2 separate regions of the Homo sapiens genome follow, and region 2 is linked to region 1. Evidence: read pairs that join two places in POLR2A ChIA-PET (ENCODE). Cell type or tissue: PC-9. All regions are shown on one strand. Each heading gives the region's core, and the rest is flanking DNA. Links, peaks and the distances in the headings are about the cores only. Region 1 has its middle 48 kb from the start of TNFSF11. Region 2 overlaps LINC02341 (long intergenic non-protein coding RNA 2341).

Evidence for each region. ChIA-PET counts read pairs that join two places held together with the same protein. Peaks named below come from ENCODE experiments on the same cell type or tissue, not always from the same donor. Only the 100,000 strongest peaks of a DNase experiment are listed, where the experiment ranks them.
Region 2: POLR2A ChIA-PET joins it to region 1 with 6 read pairs; 3 of 35 experiments call an interaction of 5 or more read pairs at or near these places.

Annotation. Positions count from the first base shown.
Region 1 is chr13:42,520,412-42,531,632 of GRCh38, reverse strand. No RefSeq gene overlaps it. Among named protein-coding and RNA genes, the nearest start is that of TNFSF11, 48 kb to the left of the region's middle. RefSeq lists an enhancer at 7,041-7,160. In PC-9, for the core only: no CTCF peak of the experiment used is centred there; a DNase peak (open chromatin) is centred at 6,272; H3K27ac peaks cover 299 bases.
Region 2 is chr13:42,458,024-42,469,244 of GRCh38, reverse strand. The region is part of intron 3 of LINC02341 (long intergenic non-protein coding RNA 2341); the gene reads right to left. Among named protein-coding and RNA genes, the nearest start is that of LINC02341, 39 kb to the right of the region's middle. In PC-9, for the core only: no CTCF peak of the experiment used is centred there; no DNase peak of the experiment used is centred there.

The sequences.
Region 1 (11,221 bases), core at 4,918-7,417:
CAGCTATCCCCCAACACTAGATGTTTCTCTTCTACATGATGAGAGAAAGTCACTTGACTCAGATTGTTGAAGGTTAAAATGAGGTGATACATGAAAATTATCTATTAATTTTTGGCACATAACAGCTACTTGATGAATACTATTTCTCTTCTCAATTATTTTTTGGTTCCAATGAGTCCTGTGCCCGTAAATTAGACAGCTGTGCACTTAGGTTTTGTCTGCAAGTGCCCACCAGTCTTTGAGAGTCCTCCCAAGACCAGATGACCACACATGTTAGTGCATCTGCAATGGGACTCCTCTTACCACTCATATACACTCACTTGTTCAGTGGGCACCTGCTGAGCATCTACTTACTAAGGTGAAGAACCCCCAGGGCCAGCACTCAAAGAGTCAATTACCTCCTTAGGAAGATGGGTCAGAAAACCAACAATTACCCCACAGAGTCATACGTTCTCTCTAGAAGCTTTATCCAGATTTTTTCTAGATCTGCCCACATTTGAAGGAAGAGAAAAAGAGCTCCTAATGACGGTGGAGGGGAGAGAGAGGTCCAAGAATACTTCAGCTCAATCTAGACCTACCAGAAATGTTAGCTAGGCAAGAGGGAAACAGGAAGAGACATAAGAAAGAGTGTTCTGGGTGGAAGAAGAGATTGTCTGTTTTTTTGTAACAGGAAATTCAACACACACAGTGTCTATAATAGTCTTGTACTTAGATTGACCATAGATAAAGATGAAGGAGCTATTTGAGCATCTGTTGTGGCCAAGGTAGTCTGCTAAAAGGATGGAAAGATGGAATTAGTTCTTTCAGGACCTTCAGGAAGCCTGTAAGCTAGCTGGAAGAGTGAGAAACACACATGTGGCAAATAACCATGTAAGGTTGGAATTGCCAGCGCTATCCAGGATTGGTAAGTGCTGCACAGTGATTTATTAAATTTATATTACAGAATGAATGCCCCCCAACAAGGCCAAAGGGATTGAATGTCAAAGTGTTAAAGCCACAGCTTTCTAACTCCATTCTCTGAGTTAAAGTTAGAGTAGATGCAAAAGAACTATTCCTACTCCAAAAAGATGTTTTCGAGTTGAGCACTTGAAAGTGAATGAATTTCAATTCATCTCACATTTTAAAATACTAGAAAAGTTGCAAGAATGAAGATTTTAAAAACAAGCAACGGAGAAGAAAGCAATTAACCTAAGTATCTTTTTAAAAATATTTTGACTGGAGTCTGTTAAGCTAAATATGAAAAGAACTGCACACAAACACTACAGTCTAGCTGGTAAATTTTTTCCCCACAGTGAGGAGGTTTCACAATTCTGAAACAATTTTGTAAGCATAATAGGGATGAGCTAATAAGCAAACATACTATAGATAATGAGAGCCAGGCTTCTCAAAATTGGAGACAAAAATTTGAAATAAATAAAAAGAAGTTTAAAATGAACCTTGTGGTGTGGGATTGAAGTTGGAAAAATCAGTGTGAGCTGATTTTTAAAATACATATATATGCATAGATAGATGCAGATATATATATACACATATATAATGTGTGTGAGGGGGATTGGGTTAGTAAACATACATATATCTCGAGTTTTGTCTGCTGGGAGGGCCTGAAAGCGTGACACTCCATTAGCAATGAGCTCATCTGATGCTCAGATCTTGGTTTCTAAATGCTATTCCCCAATAAAAAGAAACAGGGTGCTCCTTGGAAAAGTGGTTGATTTCAGGGCTGGGACAGGGAAAATATAAAATGAGCAGTACTCAAAAAAAAAAAAAAAGGCACGGAGAGAGGGGGGACGTGGACATTTTGAAAGGGCACAGAAACCTACCTGAAAGAACTCCCAATGGCCAAATGCAAAACAGAGCCACAGAATGATGATAGCATTAGATCATAACCCAAAGGATAACATAAATATCCTTGAGTCTGTAAGTCTATACTGATATAAATAATAACTGAATAAATAAAAGGCAGAGAAGAAATAACTTTTCTTTACAGACTCCCACTAGTAAATGTAGAAGGAGCAAGGAAACTAGAAAGTCCCCACAATTACAGCACAGTGGAAATTGGTGAGGGCAAGATTTGTTAACGGATGATAAAATTAGTGAGCAAATGTTTAAGGTTATTTGTATAGTCTCAAAGCATATCTTCCAAAATATACACATAGTAATTTTAAAGGGAGAGATGGAAATTTTACATTGGAAAAACCTTTAGCCAGGTGATCAAGGTTAACATGATCAGTAACAAGGCAAGTGAACATCAGGTACCTCTGGTGATGCACTGAGAAAGATACACGTCCCTGTGATACCTCCCCAATAATACATGACTTCAATCTAATCACGAGAAAATTCCAGGCCGGGTGCGGTGGCTCATGCCTGTCATCCCAGCACTTTGGGAGGCCGAGGCGGGCAGATCACAAGGTCAGGAGATCGAGACCATCCTGGTTAACAGGGTGAAACCCTGTCTCTACTAAAACTACAAAAAATTAGCTGTGTGTGGTGGCGAGCCCCTGTAGTCCCAGTTACTCGGGAGGTTGAGGCAGGAGAATGGCATGAACCCGGGAGGCAGAGCTGGCAGTGAGCCGAGATCACGCCACTGCACTCCAGCCTGTGTGACAGAGCGAGATTCTGTCTCAAAAAAAAAAGAAAGAAAGAAAGAAAGAAAATTCCAAACAAACCCAAACTGAGGAACGTTTTACCAAACAGCAGTAGTCTTCAGGAGTGCGAAGGCTCTGAAAGACAAGGAAAGTCTGAGAAACTATCACAGATTGAGGGAAACTAAGGAGATAGACAACTAAATGCAAAGGGGGATCCTGGGACAGAAAAAAAGAGAAGACCTTTGGTGGAAAATCTGGTAAAATATGAATAAAGTCTATAGTTTAGTTAAATGTATTGAATCAGTATTAATTTCTTAATACTGATCAATTTACTAGTATGTATGATGTTAACATTATGGAAAACTGCATGAAGGGTATATGGAAACTCTGTTCTGATTTTGCAACTCTTCTGTAATTCTAAAATTATCTCAAAATCAAAAGTTTTAAAAATAAAACCGAAAGAAATTAAGCAGCATGTCTCTTCTTGCTACAAATGGATTTGAGATCCTTCAGGGATTATATGTGTTTCCTGTTGCTGCTGTAACAAATTACCAGAAACTTAGTGGCCTATCACAACACAAACTTGTTACCTTATGGTTTTGTAGGTCAGATTTGAGATATGTCTCACTGGACTACAGACAACGTGTCATCAGGACTGCGTTCCTTTCTGGAAACTCCATGGAAGGATTTTCTTGGCTTTTTTTCAGTTTCTAGGAACTGCCTGCACTTCTTGGCTCTTGACTCCTTCCTTCAAAGCCGGCCATGGTCGGTCACACTGCCATCTCTCTGATCTGCCTCCCTGGTCACATTCCCCTCTCCGACTATAACCAGGAAAGGTTTTCCTTTTTTTTTTTTTTTTTTTTGGAGAGGAGTTTCGCTCCTGTTACCCAGGCTGGAGTGCAATGGCACGATCTCGGCTCACTGCAACCTCCGCCTCCCAGGTTCAAGTGATTCTCCTGCCTCAGCCTCCCAAGTAGCTGGAACTATAGGTGTGCGCCACCACACCCAGCTAATTTTGTATTTTTAGTAGAGACAGGGTTTCTCCATGTTGGTCCAGCTGGTCTCAAACTCCTGAACTCAGGTTATCCGCCCGCCTCAGCCTCCCAAAGTGCTGGGATTACAGGCATGAGCCAGCGTGCCCAGCTGGGTTTTCCTTTTTTAAGGACACAGGTGATTAGATTGAGCCCACCTGAATAAGCCCATCTCAAAGTCTTTAACTGAATCCCATCTGCAAAGTTCCTTTTGCCACATAATGAAACTCAGTCACAGGCCTAGAGGATTAGGACATTTGTGAGGTGGGAGCCATTATTCTGCCTACCACAGAAACATGTCAGGGAAGAGGAGAAGCCAGCACCAGAGAACCCTCAAAAAGTAGGTGAGACAAATTTCCATAGCATCCTGCAGTGTCTATCACATAAGAAGTTCTTCATTAATTAATGACTGCTGATTTATACTGAAAACGAAATTACCCCACCGTTGCCACTAGTCCTTCAGTCAATGTACGACTGCCTCCTGGGTGGTTCATGTCTATCCAAATGGCGTTCCTCTTTCCACTATGAAGGCCCCACCTTTTTAGGATCTGTATCTTCAGACCTCCCCATTCTCAAGCAGGGCTGGGTCTGGGTGTCCTAGGAGTACCAGTAGTCATCCTGTCCTATGACATATCTGCTTCAGTGTCCCCCAAGCACAGGGTAAGTATTTAATGAATGATTGTTACAGTGAACCCTCAGGCAGGAGTTGCCTTCTGCTGTGTGTGCAGTGGGCCTATACATTCTTGCTTCAGATCTGTTTTGACCTGTTAAGAATGGAAACCCGTTTTCACTCTGCCTCCAAAAGAAGTGTGTGAGAGGGAATGGGAAGCGGTTCTATCCATAATTTTGATGTGACAGAGCAGATAACGTTTTTATCATGGTCTTTGATGCAAACAGGGAGAGTCAGGCTGAAAACACAATTTTCATGGATGATTTAAATGTTTACAAATCTTAGCACTTTGAAGCATCTTATGCAATGCATGTACCCTCGAATTATTCTCAGAGATTTATGTGAATAAATGCATATTTTATTCATGGGTCCTTCACAGGCTCTGTTAATAGTTTTTAGACCCATTTGGTAAAGCAGCTAAACTTGGGCTGCACATTGGCACCACCAGAGGTGCTTTTAAAAAATGCTGATATCTGCACTTGCCCTCAAAAATTCTCATTTAATTATTCTGTTAAAGTTTCAGATATTTGTATATTTCAGATCTCCAAATGATTCTAACATAAGACCAGGAAAGAAAACCACTATGCTAAAGAAATCACGTGTGTTTCTTCATATTAAAGCTGAAATGTGCCTTGCTGGATGGGGCGAGGTAGCCACCCTTAGGTGAAAATATGCGTCTATTTCTTATGAGCAAGTAACACCCACACTTTAATCTTTCTCTGCTAAGGTCTAACCAGCAGTCTATTCACTCCTGCTCCAAATTTTTTACTCACTCCTCTCCCAGTTGTTCCTGCCCCCACCCTGCCTCTTTCTCTTTGATCTGTTGCTGAACCAGGACTAATTCTCCATCTAATGCCCTGCAGCAACCTTCACAAAGCCCCATTTGCCACTCTCCTGACCCTGCTGCTTTCTTTCATCCTCGTGTCACACATCCTCACTCCTCACAATCCTTTGCTATTTCTAAACACAAATGATGGGAAGAATCGGGGGGGCAAGGAATTCAGGTGATATACTGTGACTGCCAGAAAAACATGCTTCTCAGATCTGCAACTACAGCAAGCACATGGATTGCTGGCCCCGAGTGCTACGCTCTGAAACCCGCCATTGCCTTAGCACAAGGCCAGCTCCTCACGCCCCCACATCACCCTACTCGGTTGCTCCCCATCAATAGCTAAGACAACGGCAGGATCCTAAGTCTGGCCCGTCCCTGGGAGCCTCAAGCTTCTCTGACTGATCACTTTGACTCAAGGCTCCCCATCAGCCTTGCCAGGCTTACCTACAACTGCACTCAAGTTAGGACTCCTCATCCACCCCTTATTCCTTCACTCTCTCCCTCCCAAAGTTCAGACCAACAGCTGGCACTATCAGCTGTCACAGCCCTTCCTAGCTTCCTCTCTATTTTCCCTCCCAGGCATCTTGTTGGTAAATTTCTTGCACATCTAATTCCAACTTGGTGTCTGCTTCTTGGAAAATCCTAAGTAGCACCTTACTACAGGAGGAAGCTATAAGAATAATTGAATTTTACTCTAAAAGAAGATGACTATTTTAACCATTTATTTAATAATCATAAGCTAGTATGTATATATACATATGCATGGATATCCTCTCATTTAAAAAAAAAAAGATATATTCAACAGAAACCAGGTGTCTTCAGAGGCTCCCTGATTAAATAAACCTTTTTTTTGTTTTTTTCAAAACTGGCTACTCTTTGGGTCACCCAGAAAACTTTTTAAAGATGTCGATCCCCCTCTTGAGATTCTGATGCAATTAGTCTGGAGTAAGCCTGGAAATTGGCATTTAAATACCTCCCTAGATGACTCCAGTGTGCAGTAAGGTTTGAGAACCCTACCCTATAGGTACACATAGGGACAGGCCACAATTTACAATACCTACAAGATGTCAACTGCCCAGCTGCTCAGGAGAAATGTGGTTAATCATCATCCTGAGGGGAGAGGAAAATTTCTTCAGCAGATCATCATAAAGGAAACACTGTGGAATGTCATCAACCACATCCTTGACAACATCCCTGCAGTAAACACAGAAATAAGCTTCATAGAATTGCTTCCTATGACATTCCTCAGTGTCGCCAGGTTCTTTCCATGTGCTACCACAGTGCAAGCAAGTTCTGTTCCCGTACAAATTTGCAGAGGAATTTTCCACTTTGGTCAGTGGTATCTCTTCCTGAGCAGGCTTCATGCTGTGTCTGGGGGTAAAGTCTGTGGTTGGACACCAGGGGTACCAGAGAACATCTACTTTTACCTATTTCCTATATTGGAATTCTGCAGAAAGGTGTGTTTGACCAAAAGAGTCTACTGCTAAGGAGTGTTTGAAAATCACTCTCCAGTCAGCAGGAAGAAAGTAACCCTCTCATTCTTTAATGATTCTAGTTTCATCCTGATTGAACTCACAACAGACCATGACTTCAGAGTCTCAGAAATAATTAACTTCACTATGAGATGATCAATGAAGATGAACTTCAGACCATGACTCGATACCCAAGCACACAGTACACAACTGGCCAGGAGTGACATCAGTGCTGAGATGGATCCCCTCCAGCTGACACCAGGCCACATCAGACCAGAGAAACAAATTCCTCCCATATGGCCAGAAAGTTTTATGGCAGTAACACTAAGACTGACAAAGTCACTGTTTCATAGTTAATTATTTTCATTTCCTCATAGCCATGGAGAGAAACTATCTAAAACCTTGAATTTGAGGAAATGAGTTCGTGAAAATCTAGCTCTCCTGGGACATGATACTATAACTCATCAGAAGGGCCAACCCATTGACATTCTTGACTCTAGGCTCTAATCAGGCTACCCACCATCTTCAAGAGGCGTACCCTAGTAAACCTGCCAGCTTGGACACAAAACACACCTTCAGCAGTTGGCTGTGCCTGACCCACACCAAGGCTGCATGCTGAACTTCTGGATTCCTTTCCCTGAGCTTCCCGTCCCAGCATTCTTGCAACCAACCTGGAATGGCAGGGTTGAGTTTTCTCCATCAGTTATGATGTTCTAACCTCCTTGTTTGTTGAGCTGCAGTTCACAGCAACTTCAGTGAAATGGATTAGAAATGTTTTAATGTTCTACTACCTATGGATTAATATATGTTTCAAGGACATTGTTTTTTAACTGATGGAGAGTGCATGCTCTCGGTATTACAGATCAACTATGGTAGTGATGTTGAATAACTTAAGTAGGAGCTGAATTGAAAACTGTAAAAACAAATAGCAATAGTGGAATATAATTTCCAAAATGAGTCTTTATGCTAATCCAGATGAGTGAACAACATTGTTCAAAGAAGCAGAGTTCAGGGACACCCAGTAGAGGAGAGCAAAAGAAGAGAAAAATTATAACTGCTGATCAATTTGGATTATTGTTATTATATCACCGCTATTCTTGACTTTAAACAGACATACATAGAAAACTCTTATGTGGTACTAGAGTTTTATTTTTTAATTTATAACTTGAAATGCACATTCACCTACAAACTCCATTTCATTTTCTTCAACAAATTACTGTTCTCCAAGAATGGTGGAATAGAAAGAGCCATTGTTACTCTCCTTACAAGAAGAAAGGGAGCCCCCTATGACTGGTAGCATTTTGGAGGCAAGCCATCCTCACCTGCCCTGCCAGTTTATCAATCCCTAACTTCTGCTAAAGGCTAAAGTGTGGAGATAATTAATCTATCAGATTCTTTCTGGAAAAAAAATCTTGATAATGCAGGTATATTTTAAAAATCCATGAGCATATGAGAAAAATAAAGCTACTAAAGTAGGATAAATGTGGAGAATGGCTAGAAGATCAACATCTCCACCATCTTGATTTTGCTCCATTTATCAGCATCTCCACCATCTTGGTTTTATTCCATTTTGCCAACATCTCCACCATCTTGGTTTTGCTCCACCTCAGCCTTAGCTACAGACCTGATCCCAGCAGAGCATGGATGAGCCAAAGGGCTCAGCACTGAGATTCCTTTGGAGTGTTAATACTGTTCAGTTTCTGTTCGTTCTTTTCTTCTGCTTGCCACCATTCTGGGTCCCCATGCTGCTGCCTCAGTGTGGTCACATCAGGGCAGCTTGGGAAGCAGTCACATGAGACAGGTTCTCCCCGTGGAGTTCATTCAAGGCTTGTGGAAGGCTTACTGGTTACCAAAATAAAATCTGTTCTCTTTTCATTTCAAAGCCTGTTCAGTTCTTCATGTGCCTAATGACATGAGTGGAACTGAAAACCTGACAATTTGCTAAATTCTTCACTTCTCTTAAAATCTGCAAAACCTTTACTGAGACAATGCAAAGACAGCTGTTGAGATCTTTTTTCCATCCTGAGTGAAAGGCAGGACGAGGAAGTTTAAAATGAAGGACTCCAGTAGTGCCAACCAGGCTGAGAGGAAATGAGCATAAAGCCAGCCTGTGGAAAATGTCAGTAAATCAGGTCTGGAAATTGGCTTTCTTTTTTCTTCCCTTAAGGCAGAGAAAGTGAAGGAAGGAGTGAGAGGTTTTATCAAATTGGACTTTACTTCATTATTCTCACTAAATCACGAATTCCCCACTCCAGGGTAACCTCACCCGGGGTGATGCTTTTTTAAATGAGGTGTCTTTCTCAGACATGTCTAGTCACAATTCACTGGTGACTGCACAAGAAGGTTAAAAATGGGAGATTCTGCTGTTAAAGATTTGAGGTAGGCCTGGGGTATTCTTAAATTTATTGAATCTTTTCTATTGTGTGTCTGTGTCTGTGAATGTGTAGTCAGTGGCATTTTAAAAAATAATTTTTTAAAGATCTTTTAAGAGCATTTTTGTCATGTCTATAAATTTAAAAAAAAATGTGATTACTGTGGAAAATGTATCAAAAGGAAATATTCAGAAATATGCACAAAAGTTTAGTGACAAAGAGGTTTATCATTGCATTTTTTTACATATACTTTAAGTTCTGGGATACACATGCAGAACATGCAGGTTTGTTACATAGGTATACACGTGTCATAGTGGTTTGCTGCACCCATCAACTCGTCATCTACATTAGGTATTTCTCCTAACGCTATCCCTCCCCTAGCCGCCCACCCTATGACAGGCTGCAGTGTGTGATGTTCCGCTCCCTGTGTCCATATATTCTCATTATTCAACTCCCACTTACAAGTGAGAACATGTAGTGTTTGGTTTTCTGTTCTTGTGTTAGTTTGCTGAGAATGATGGTTTCTACCTTCATCCATATCCCTGCAAAGAACATGAACTCCCTTTTCTATGGCTGCATAGCATTCCACGGTGTATATGTGCTAATTTTCTTTATTCAGTCTATCATTCATGAGCATTTGGGTTGGTTCCAAGTCTTTGCTACTGTGAACAGTGCTGCAATAAATATATGTGTGCATGTGTTTTTATAGTAGAATGATTTATAATCCTTTGGGTATATGCCAAGTAATGGGATTGCTGGGTCAAATGGTATTTCTAGTTCTAGATCATTGAGGAATCGCCACACTGTCTTCCATAATGGTTGAACTAATTTACGCTCCCACCAACAGTGTAAAAGCATTCCTATTTCTCCACATCCTCTCCAGCATGTTGTTTCCTGACTTTTTAATGATTGGCATTCTAACTGGCGTGAGATGGTATCTCATTGTGGTTTTGATTTGCATTTCTCTAATGACCAGTGATGTTGAGCTTCTCTTCATATGTTTGTTGGCCGCATACATGTCTTCTTTTGAAAAGTGTCTGTTAATATCCTTCGCCCACTTTTTGATAGGGTTGTTTGTTTGTTTTTCTTGTAAATTTGTTTAAGTTCTTTGTAGATTCTGGAAATTAGCCCTTTGTCAGATGGATAGATTGCAAAAGTTTCTCCCATTCTGTAGGTTACCTGTTCACTCTGATGATAGTTTCTTTTGCTGTGCAGAAGCTCTTCATTTTAATTAGATCCCATTTGTCAATTTTGGTTATTGTTGCCATTGCTTTTGGTGTATTAGTCATGAAGTCTTTGCCCATGCCTATGTTCTGAATGGTATTGGCTAGGTTTTCTTCTAGGGTTTTTATGGTTTCAGTTCTTACATTTAAGCCTTTAATCCATCTTGAGTTAGTTTTTGTATAAGGTGTAAGTAAGGGGTCCAGTTTCAGTTTTCTGCATATGGCTAATCAGTTTTCCCAACACCATTTATTAAATAGAGAATCCTTTCCCCATTGCTTGTTTTTGTCAGGTTTGTCAAAGATCACATGGTTGCAGATGTGTGGTGTTATTTCTGAGGCCTCTGTTCTGTTCCATTGGTCTATATATCTGCTTTGGTGCCAGTACCATGCTGTTTTGGTTACTGAAGCATTGTAGTATAGTTTGAAGTCAGGTAGCATGATGCCTCCAGATTTGCTGTTTTTGCTTAGGATTGTCTTGGCTATATGAGCTCCTTTTTTGGTTCCACATTAAATTTAAAGTCGTTTTTTCTACTTCTGTGAAGAAAGTCAGTGGTAGCTTGATTGGGATAGCGTTAAATCTATAAATTACTTTGGGCAGCATGGCCATTTTCACGATACTGATTCTTCCTATCCATGAGCATAGAATGTTTTTCCATTTGTTTGTGTCCTCTTTTATTACCTTGAGCAGTGGTTTGTAGTTCTCCTTAAAGAGGTCCTTTACATCCCTTGTAAGCTCTATTCCTGGGTATTTTATTCTCTTTGTAGCAACTGTGAATGGGAGTTCACTCAGGATTTGGCTCTCTGTTTGTCTATTATTGGTGTCTAGGAATGCTTGTGATTTTTTTGCACATTGATTTTGTATCTTGAGAGTTTTCTCAAGTTGCTTATCAGCTTATGGAGTTTTGGGGCTGAGACGATGGGGTTTTCTAAATATACAATCATGCCATCTGCAAACAGAGACAACTTGACTTCGTCTCTTCCTATTTGAATACGCTTTATTTCTTTCTCTTGCCTCATTACCCTGACCAGAACTTCC
Region 2 (11,221 bases), core at 2,930-5,429, 60 kb after region 1:
GTTATTTTTAGTAGAGATGGGGTTTCACCATGTTGGCCAGGCTAGTCTTGAACTCCTGACCTCAGGTGATCCACGCACCTTGGCCTCCCAAAGTGCTGAGATTACAGGCGTAAGCCACCATGCTGGACCTTTAATCCATTTTGACTTGATTTTTGTATATGGCAAGAGATAGAGATCTAGTTTCATTTTTCTGCATATGGATACCCAGTTTTCCCAGCATCATTTATTGAAGAGACTGTCTTTTCCCCAGTGTACGTTTTTGACACCTTTGTCAAAAATGAGTTCACTGTAGGTGTGTGGATTTGTTTCTGGGTTCCCTATTCTGTTTCATTGGTCTACATGTATGTTTTTATGCCAGTACCACGCTATTGTGGTTACTATAGCTCCGTAGTATAATTTGAAGCCAGGTAACGTGATTCCTCCAGTTTCGTTCTTTTCACTTAGGATAGCTTTTGTTATTATGGGTCTTTTGTGGTTCCATATAAGTTTTAGGATTATTTTTTCTCTATTTGTGAGAAATGTCATTGGTACTTTGATAAGGATTGCATTGAATCTGTAGATTGCTTTGGGTAGTGTGGACATTTTTACAACATTGATTCTTACAATTCATGAACATGGAATATCTTCCCATTTTTTTAGTGTTTGCATTCCTTTGATGGGTATTTTATAGTTTTCATTATAGAGATCTTTCACTTCTTTGGTTAAATTAATTCCTAGGTATTTAATTTTATATGTGATTATTGTAAATAGGATTACTTTTTAATTTATTTTTCAGGTTGTTCACTATTGGTATGTAGAAATGCCAAATTTTTGTGTGTTGATTTTGTATCCTGCAAGCTTACTGAATTTGTTTATCAGTTCTAATAGTTTTTTGGTGGAGTCTTTAGGTTTTCCCAAATGTAAGATCATATTATCTGCAAACAAGGATAATTTGACTTCTTCCTTTCCAATTTGGATGCCCTTTATTTCTTTCTCTTGTCTGATTGCTCTAGCTAGGACTTCCAGTACTATGCTGAATAACAGTGGTGAAAGTGGGCGTCCTTGTCGTGTTCCAAATCTTAGAGGAAAGGCTTTCAGTTTTTCCCCATTCAGTATTATATTACCCGTGGGTCTGTCATATACGGCTTTTATAATGTTGAGATATGTTTCTTCTATACCCAGTTTTTTGAGGGTTTTCATCATGAAGGGGTTAACTTTTATCAAATGCTTTTTCAGCATCAATTGAAATGATCACATGATTTTTGTCCTTCATTCTGTTAATATGATGTATCACACTGATTGATTTGCATATGTTGAACCATCCTTGCATCCCAAGGATAAATTTCACTTGGTCAGGAGAAATGGCCTTTTTTAATGTATTGTTGTTTTGCTAGTATTTTGTTGAGGATTTTTGCATCAATATTCATCAGAGATATTGGCCTGTAATTTTCTTTTTCTTTTTTTTTTTTTGATGTGTTTTTGTCTGGTTTTGGCATCAGGATAATACTGGCCTCACAGAATAAGTTTGGAAGTGTTCCCTCCTCCTCTATTTTTTGGAATAATTTGAGTAGAATTCATATTAGTTCTTTTTAAAATGTCTGGTAGAATTCAGCAGTGAAGTCATCAGGTCCTGGACTTTTCTTTACTGGGAGACTTTTTATTACAGCTTTGATCTCATTACTTGTTATTGGTCTGTTCAGGTTTTGGATTTCTTCATGGTTCAGTCTTGGTAGATTGCATGTGTGTAGGAATTTGTCCATTCTTCTAAATTTCCCAATTTATTGGCATATAGTTGCTCATAGTAACCAATAATTGTCCTTTGAGTTTCTGCAGTATCAGTTGTAATGTCTCCTTTTTCAACTTTGAGTTTATTTATTTGGATCTGCTTATTTTTTCTCAGTCTGGCTAAAAGTTTACCAATTATGTTTAACTTTTCAAAAACCAACTTTTTGTTTCATTGATCTTTCGTATTATTTTCTTTATTTCAATTTCATTTTTGTCTGATCTTTATTGTTTCTTTTTCTTCTACTAATTTTGGCTTTGGTTTGCTCTTGCTTTTCTAATTCTTTGAGATGCATCATTCTTTTTTATGAAGTTTTTCTTCTTTTTTAATGTAGGCACTTATAGCTACAAAATTCCCTCTTAGTACTCCTTTATACAGCCATATTTCAAGGCTACATATATATCTACCTCAATTTATTAAGCTGGTGCTTTATAGTTAAACATTTAGGTGTTCCCCATTTTCTTTGCTCTGAAGTATGTTTTGATGTTTCAAATTTTCTAATGTTAATAAATAATGTTGTTTAGTGTTTCATTTGCCTGTTTTTTTATTTTACAAAATGGGATAATATGGTGTTTTATGCTCTGCTTAAGTCACTCACAATACATTATAAACACCTCTCTGCATCAGTGAACATGAACTACAACATAAAGTCAAAACCTTGCCCCTTCTCAACAGCTGCATCCACTAATAAGCAATACCCAAAAAAGTTTTTTCAAGTTGGGGCTTTGTAAAAACCATTACGGAACACAGAATTACATCATGAATTAAATATAGTTTATTATCAGATGAACTGAATAGGAATTTGAATTAAACAACCCACAACCAGAACATTTATTTATTTATTTAATATGGAACTCTCTTCTTAACTAGTAATGGCCCCTCCTTAAGAGATGTGGCCAAAAGCAAGTTTTCTGTTCTGGTTATTGACCCGGACCTATTTAAGAGGTTATTTGCTGGTCCTTGTTACACTCTACCTGGGCCCAGAAACCACAGTAAACATCATTAGATGGTATCAGGATTTATCTACAAATTGTAGAAAATCCCAGGCCTTTCTGCAATTACTCAAAAGTTGCTTTTTTATTTTTAAGTGTAGAATCTTCATTTCCTTAGTTCTAACCACGTCTAATTTTATTTACTACTTCCTTGGTTCTAACCGCACTATTTCCTTGGTTCTAAGCACGTCTGTCATTTCCTACTTTATAGATTCTAATTATATAATGAGACAAACTATATGAAGGACTCAGTGTGGCACATAGATTACTCCAATTACTCAATAAGAGTTATTGGTTACTATTAGCTATACGAATGCTGTAAATACAACTCTCCTATGAGTCTAGAGAAAGACTGCTGTCAAATGTCTCACTGTGGGAGGAGGAAGGGTTTTAAAGCTCCCTTAGCTTTTGGCAAGACAGGATCAATTTCTAATCTGTGTAATTCCTGAAAGACTTTAACCTCTCCATTGTGTAGTGTTATTTACTTTCTCTATATTTCTCATTCTCACAATAGCCCTCCCCAGCAGCTATAATTATACTTAAGAGGCAACCTTTCTTACCTTTCTTCTGCTCCACCAGACCCCTTCTATAGAACATTAATCATAATGATATGTACGTATATTTACACATCTGAACAGAAAATTGGATTTCGGACAGATAGACACACAAGGAATATGTGTATCTGTTACACAAGCCGTAGTCTAGCTGTTCCTTCATCATTCCATTTGTGAACTGGAAATGACAAAGTATTTGCAACATTCCTAATTATGTTAACAAATATGAAAATATTTAAATGACAATAATTAAGCTCTGATGAATGAAAAGCTTTCAGAAAGAAGTGCTAAAGTATGTAAACTCACTTATTAAAGTAGTGTTAAGTAGTGTTGGTTTTGCTACTATGGTATTTAGACACCAGAGGGTTTTTTTTAAATAATTTCAAATTTCATTTTAGATTCAGGGAGTACATGTGTAGGTTTGTCACATGAGTATATTGCATAACGCTGAGGTTTGGCATATGGATGATCCTGTCGCCCAGGTAGTGAGCATAGTACCCAATAGTTAGTTTTTCAACCCATGCCCCTCTTCCTCCTTCTCCACTCTAGTAGTCCGCAGTGGCTATTATTGCCATCTTTATGCCCATGAGTATCTAATGTTTAGCTCCCACTTAAAAATTAGAACATGCGATATTTGGTTTTCTGTTCCTGCGTTAATCTTTGAATAATGGCCTCCAGATGCATCCATGTTGCTGCAGAGGACATGATTTTATTCTTTTTATGGCTGCATAGTATTATATAATGCATATGTACCAATTTTTTTTTATCCAAGCCTCCACTGATGGACACCTAGGTTGCTTCCATGTCTATTGTGAATAGTGTGGTGATAAACATATGAGTGAATCTTTTTGATAACATATGAGTGTGTCTTTTTGGTAGAATGATTTATTTTCTTTTATATATATATACCCAGTAATGGCATTGCTGGGTCAAATAATAGTTCTGCTTTAAGTTATTTGAGAAATCTTCAAACTGTTTTCTACATGGCTGAGCTAAAAACATTACTACCAACAGTGTGTAAGTGTTACCTTTTCTCTACATTTTTGCCAGCATCTGTTGTTTTTTTGACTTTTTAATAGTAGTCATTCTGACTGGTGTAAGATGGTATCTCACTGTGGTTTTTATTTGCATTTCTCTTATGATTAGTGACATTGAGCATCTTTTCACATGTTTCTTGACCACTCGTATGTCTTATTTTGAGAAGTGTCTGTTTACGTCTTTTGCCCATTTTTTTATTATACGCTAAGTTCTGGGATACATGTGCAGCATGTTACATAGGTATACACATGCCATGGTGGTTTACTGCACCATCAACCCGTCATCTACATTAGGTATTTCTCCTAATGCTCTCCCTCACCTAGCCCCCCCAACTCCCCAACAGGCTCCAGTGTGTGACGCTCCCCTCCCTGTGTCCACATGTTCTTGTTGTTCAACTCCCACTTATGAGTGAGAACATGTGGTGTTTGGTTTTCTCTTCCTGTGTTAGTTTGCAGAGAATGATGGCTTACAGCTTCATCCATGTCCCTGCAAAGGACATAAACTCATCCTTTTTTATGGCTGCATAGTATTCCATGATGTATATGTGCCACATTTTCTTTATCCAGTCTATCATTGATGGGCATTTGGGTTGGTTCCAAGTCTTTGCTATTGTGAACAGTGTTGCAATAAACATATGTGCACATGTGTCTTTATAGCAGAATGATTTATAATCCTTAGGGTATATACACAGTAATGGGATTGCTGGGACAAATGGTATTTCTGGTTTTAGTTCCTTGAGGAATTGCCACACTGTCTTCCACAATGGTTGAACTAAATTATACTCCCACCAACAATGTAAAAGCATTCCTATTTCTCCACATCCTCTCCAGCATCTGTTCTTTCCTGACTTGTTGATGTGTAGTGCTATTTCTGAGGCCTCTGTTCTGTTCCATTGGTCTATATATCTGTTTTGGTACCAGTACCATGCTGTTTTGGTTACTGTAGCCTCATAGTATAGTTTGAAGTCAGGTAGTGTCATGCCTCCAGCTTTGTTCATTTGCTTAGGATTGTCTTGGCTATACGGGCTCTTTTTTGGTTCCATATGAAATTTAAAGTAGTTTTTCTAATTCTGTGAAGAAAGTCAGTGGTAGCTTGATGGGGATAGCATTGAATGTATAAATTACTCTGGGTAGTACAGCCATTTTCACGATATTGATTCTTCCTATCCATGAGCATGGAATGTTTTTCCATTTGTTTGTGTCCTCTCTGATTTCGTTGAGCAATGGTTTGTAGTCCTCCTTGAAGAGGCCCTTCACATCCCTTGTAAGTTGGATTCCTAGGTATTTTATTCTCTGTGTAGCAATCGTGAATAGGAGTTCACTCATGATTTGGCTCTCTGTTTGCCTGTTATTGGTGTCTAGGAATGCTTGTGATTTTTGCACATTGATTTGGTATCCAGAAATTTTTCTGAAGTTGTTTATCAGCTTAAGGAGAATTTTGGGCTGAGATGATGGGGTTTTCTAAATATACAATCATGTCATCTGCAAACAGAGACAACTTGACTTCCTCTCTCCCTATTTGAATACCCTTTATTTCTTTCTCTTGCCTGATTGCCTTAGCCAGAGCTTCCAATACTATGTTGAACAGGAGTGGTGAAAGAGGGTATCCTTGTCTTGTGCCGGTTTTCAAAGGGAATGTGTCTAGCTTTTGCCCATTCAGTATGATATTAGCTGTGGGTTTGTCATAAATAGCTCTTATTATTTTGAGATATGTTCCATCAATACCTAGTTTATTGAGAGTTTTTAGCAAGAAGGGGTGTTGAATTTTAACATAGGTCTTTTCTGCATCTATTGATATAATCATGTGGTTTTTGTCTTTGGTTCTGTTTATGTGATGGATTATGTTTATTGATTTACATATGTTGAACCAGCCTTGCATCCCAGGGATGAAGCCAACTTGATCATGGTGGATCAGCTTTTTGATGTGCTGCTGGATTCAGTTTGCCAGTATTTTACTGAGGATTTTCACCTCGATGTACATCAGGGATATAGGCCTGAAATTTTCTTTTTATGTTGTGTCTCTGCCAGGTTTTGGTATCAGGATGATGCTGGCCTCATAAAATGAGTTAGGGAGGATTCCCTTTTTTTCTATTGATTGGAATAGTTTCAGAAGGAATGGTACCAGCTCCTCTTTGTATCTCCGGTAGAAGTTGGCTGGGAATCTGTCTGGTCCTGGGCTTTCTTTGGTTGGTAGCCTATTAATTACTGCCTCAATTTCAGAACTTGTTACTGGTCTATTCAGGGATTCGACTTCTTCCTGGTTTAGTCTTGGGAGGGTGTATGTGTCCAGGAATTTATCCATTTCTTCCAGATTTTCTAGTTTATTTTCATAGAGGTGTTTATAGCATTCTCTGATGGTAGTTTGTATTTGTGTGGGATCAGTGGTGATATCCCCTTTTTCATTTTTTATTGTGTCTATTTGATTATTCTCTCTTTCCTTCTTTATTAATCTGGCTAGCAGTCTATCTATTTTGTTAATCTTTTTGAAAAACTAGATCCTGGATTCATTGATGTTTTGAAGGGTTTTTCATGTCTCTGTCTCCTTCAGTTCTGCTCTGATCTTAGTTATTTCTTGTCTTCTGTTAGCTTTTGAATTTGTTTGGTTTTGCTTCTCTACTTCTTTTAATTGTGGTGTTAAGGTGTTGATTTTAGATGTTTCTTACTTTCTCCTGTGGGCATTTAGTGCCATAAATTTCTCTCTAAACACTGCTTTAGCTGTGTCCCAGAGATTCTCTCAGGTAGTTCTTATGTATCTGAAAATGTCTTTGTCCAGATGATGAGTTAATGGGTACAGCACACCAACATGGCACATGTATACATATGTAACTAACCTGCACGTTGTGCACATGTACCCTAAAACTTAAAGTATAATTAAAAAAAAAAAAGAAAAGGTCTGTGTCCACCCATATACTTGCATAATAGTTTAGCTGGGTATGGAATTTCAGGTTACAAATCATTTTCCCTTAGAATTTTCAAGACATTGTGATGGAATCTAAATTTTTATCACAGGCTATTTATCAATTCAGTAATTTATTCTCTTTATGCTTCTGTCTTTCCAACCACAAACTTTCATGTAGACAAGAACAATGGGTTGGTGTGGAAGATGAGATACTTGTGAACAGTCCAGTTAGCAACTGGGCCAAACTCCTTAGGTACATCTGGTCTTTCCTACATAAAGAGAACTCATGGAAGGGAACCAAGGAGTCCTAAAAATTCTTTATGAAAACTCAACAGCAGTGATCAAGTAATACTGCCTTATCTGCTGCATTTGGACAAAAAAATACATGGCTTATTGCGAAGAGAACTTCACTTTGTAACAAACACAGCTGATAGTTTGGTCTTCATGCCATCTTCAGAGAGGTGTCTTTTGGGGCATTGGCTAATGCAGCCTACGATGAGTGGGGGTGACTTGGTTGATGCAGGTTTGTCCTAAATGTCTGTTCTTCCCTTCTGGTACCAATGGATTAGCCTGGCATAGTCTTCTCAAGGTGACAGCAGAAGTACAAGAGAGGAGAGGAAACACAAGGCTTCTGTGGTTTTGCCCAGAATGAGCACAGTATGACTTTGGCCTAATTCTGTTGGCAAAAGCAAGTCCTATGTCCAAACCCAAAGCCAAGAATCTCAGAAGTACATCTTTCCCACATTGCGAGTGCATTGTGGAGAACAATGCAGATACAGAGAGGAGGAAAATGTTAGAGCCAATAACACTATCTATTGAAGATTCTAGTAAACAAAAATATTTCTTAAAACATTAATGTGCACAATACATGTTTACAAAAGGGAGATGCTTTTCCCTATGAGGTAGTTTCTGGCTCTGTACTTCCAAACAAAATATATCTTCAAACATAATGAGGAACATTGTTTGTTTGTTTGTTTGTTTTTCTGAAGTGTCTGGAGTTTGCTGGCAGCATGATATGCTCTGCCTATTTCTTTGTTGTCTGAGAAAAGCACAGACTCTCTTTGCGTGATTTTGATTCAGTTTCTCTCTGAGAAAGGCCAAGATGTGGTGGAAGAATGTGTGTAGGGTTGGGTTAGGGGAATTAAAACATTTCAATTAGGTAAATGACCAGTTAATGGGTGCAGCACACCAACATGGCACATGTATACATATGTAACAAACCTGCACATTGTGCACATGTACCCTAGAACTTAAAGTATAATTTAAAAAAATAAATAAATTAAAATATATATATATATGTATATACACATGTAAATTTTGCCACTGGAGGAAAACAATAACAACACAACTGTATTTAGACTAACTTCCTTGCAGACAGACATGCCTTACCCTCCCTGGAGTCCCTGCCTAGATTCTCAGCCTGGCAGGCTGCTACTTGGGAACTTGGGCAAGTCGCTTTACTCTCAATTTCTTGTTCCATAAATGGGAACTAAAGGGAGGGAGTCCTACTTAACTCTAAAGGTGTGTAACAAATGACATAGAAAATGGGAAAGAATGATGAAAAACTGCAAAATACTGCCCACAAATAGCCGTGGCAGATCATCTGAAATCTGGGCCGTTAACCAATTTAGCACATAAGCTTAAGGAGGCTGAAGTTACTCAATGGTTCAAGCTACTTAGGTTTTATCCTCAGGAAAAAGTTGTTCCAATACGCTTAGGGGTTAGTTATTCCCCCTAGGGAAGAAGGCTTAGGAGATAGATGCAGGACAACTTGGATGCTTCTGGAAAGAGAGGTTCTGGGAATCCCTAACCTTGAACAACCTGTTTTATCATGTTTTTTGAGGTTATAGACTGTGTTGAGTATCTAAAGAAAGCTATGTCTCCTCCCCTTAGGAGAAAAAATGCATCTCTGCATATGAATGCATCATTTCGAATATAATTTTAGGATTTGGATGGGGAATGTTCCTCCCAGAACCTCTGCTTCAGACAAATAGTGCCTGGAACTATGGGGGCACTGTCCATGCTTCCTCAGAACCCTTAACCAGGATGACTCCATCTGGAGTTTGACAGAAAGGGCTGGGTCTTCCTGCCTCTTTCTTCATTTTTGGTCTTCTCCTCTCAACAGACAGAAAGACAGAAATTTAGTTCCAAGACACTAGTGTTTATTGGCCTGGCTTATTCTTTAAAGGCTATATTGCACCAGCAATTCTCTGGACATTCACTTCTCTTCCCAATCTACTTCTCCTCTTCCTCCTCTGTCTCTGATTCACCTCAACTACTGCTGCTGCTTCTATTTCTCCTGCTCCACTTCCTTCTTCTTTTAAAAACCAACCTTTTAAAAATTATTTTATAAACATACATCATTAATGATAATGTGCCGGAAAAGGTATCTTAAAAAAGGACATCACATAAGTAATGCAAGCTCAGTGGAATCTTTTACTTTTATAGGAAAAGAATTCAGGTATTTATTATGTCCCTGCTGAAGAGTGAATAGTATCACTTCATCCAAACTGCTCATCCCACGCCCCAGCATTTCATGTTGTTCCAGAACTGCTAGTTTAACTTCCAGTATAAATTATTGGTTATAGGTAAACATGAACTCAGTTATCATCTGTAGCATCCCACCTTTGAGGATATTTAGGATTATAACCATTGAAGGATGAGGATCATTGGAAAAAATGAGCAAGGCATAGAAGGACCAAGTGCGGGGAAATGAAACTATGACTCCAAAAATTCACAGAGCATGACAATTGCAAAAAAGATGCCATCAGCAAATGTGGTGATTTTCCTACAGCACTTAAATTCCTGTCCTGCAGGTCAACTTAAAAGAATTTTGTCCGAAGGACATCACACAATAATCTACTCACACCCTGAGGTTTTCAAACTTTTAAAACAGCCACTGAAATAAATAAATAGGGTCATATATTCCAATTCATCTGGGATCCCTCTCGATATTTTCTGATGATTGGACTGGTGACCACTTTGCCACACTGTTTAACGTCCATATTATTTTTATACTTATTGTACATTATGTTGCTCAGGCTTAATTTATGAGCACTTAAACAAAGGTGTTTGCTTTTTAAAGTATCTTTCCAGGTGTGGAAATGTTACTGAGTGAAAGTATAGCAAAAGGAAAACACTGTTGAAAAATGTGTTTTAACAATTCTTTGAAGCTATGGACTTTATTGAAGACCCCCAAAAAAGCTATGGCTCCTCTCCTAAAGGGGAACAGTGCACCTACGCGTATGAACCACAGTTCTGAGCATAATTTCAGGATTTGGGTGGAAAAATGTTCCTAGAGTATTAATTATTTCCCATGCTCTCGTAGGAAGATTGCAGTTTTCTCTAACTCATGCTTGTAGTTTCTATTTTATGCTCCTTCAGGTAATAACAGCCTACTGGAAAGAATCATTAAATAAACAAACCAGGTGAAGTCTAATAGGAAATAATCACTCAACTTAAAAGAAAATGAGAGTGAGCAACCGCACCTTTCTGTATGTTTCTATTTGGCTTTTATGAAAATCTTTTGGGTGTGGGAACTCAGTGTTTATAACTGTTAGATTTTCCATTCTTTGAACTTTGTTATTTGTACAGCAGCTGTAAAAAGAGGTGAAGGCTGTAAATAGGAACTTAATCATCCATGCAAATTGTATTTCATGGCATACGTTACCATAGCATTTCAGAAGTTTTTGTAGGAAGTATCTATGTATTTGAATTGCCTGGTAAATACGAAGATGAACAAGGAAACTACATGGACCATGATTTCCACACGTTCTGCAAGACAGTTCGAAAATCCCTACTGCCATTAACATTCATCTCTTAGAAGTGGTCTGAAAAAGGTGTGGTCTGGAAGATGTTGTTTACTTTGGAAAAAAAATTTTTTTTTTTGTTCTGCTACTACTGAGAAACTCGAATCATTAGGTAAATGTCTCATCTAATTGTTCTAGTTAGGTGTTTCTCTGGAGAAACTGATCACC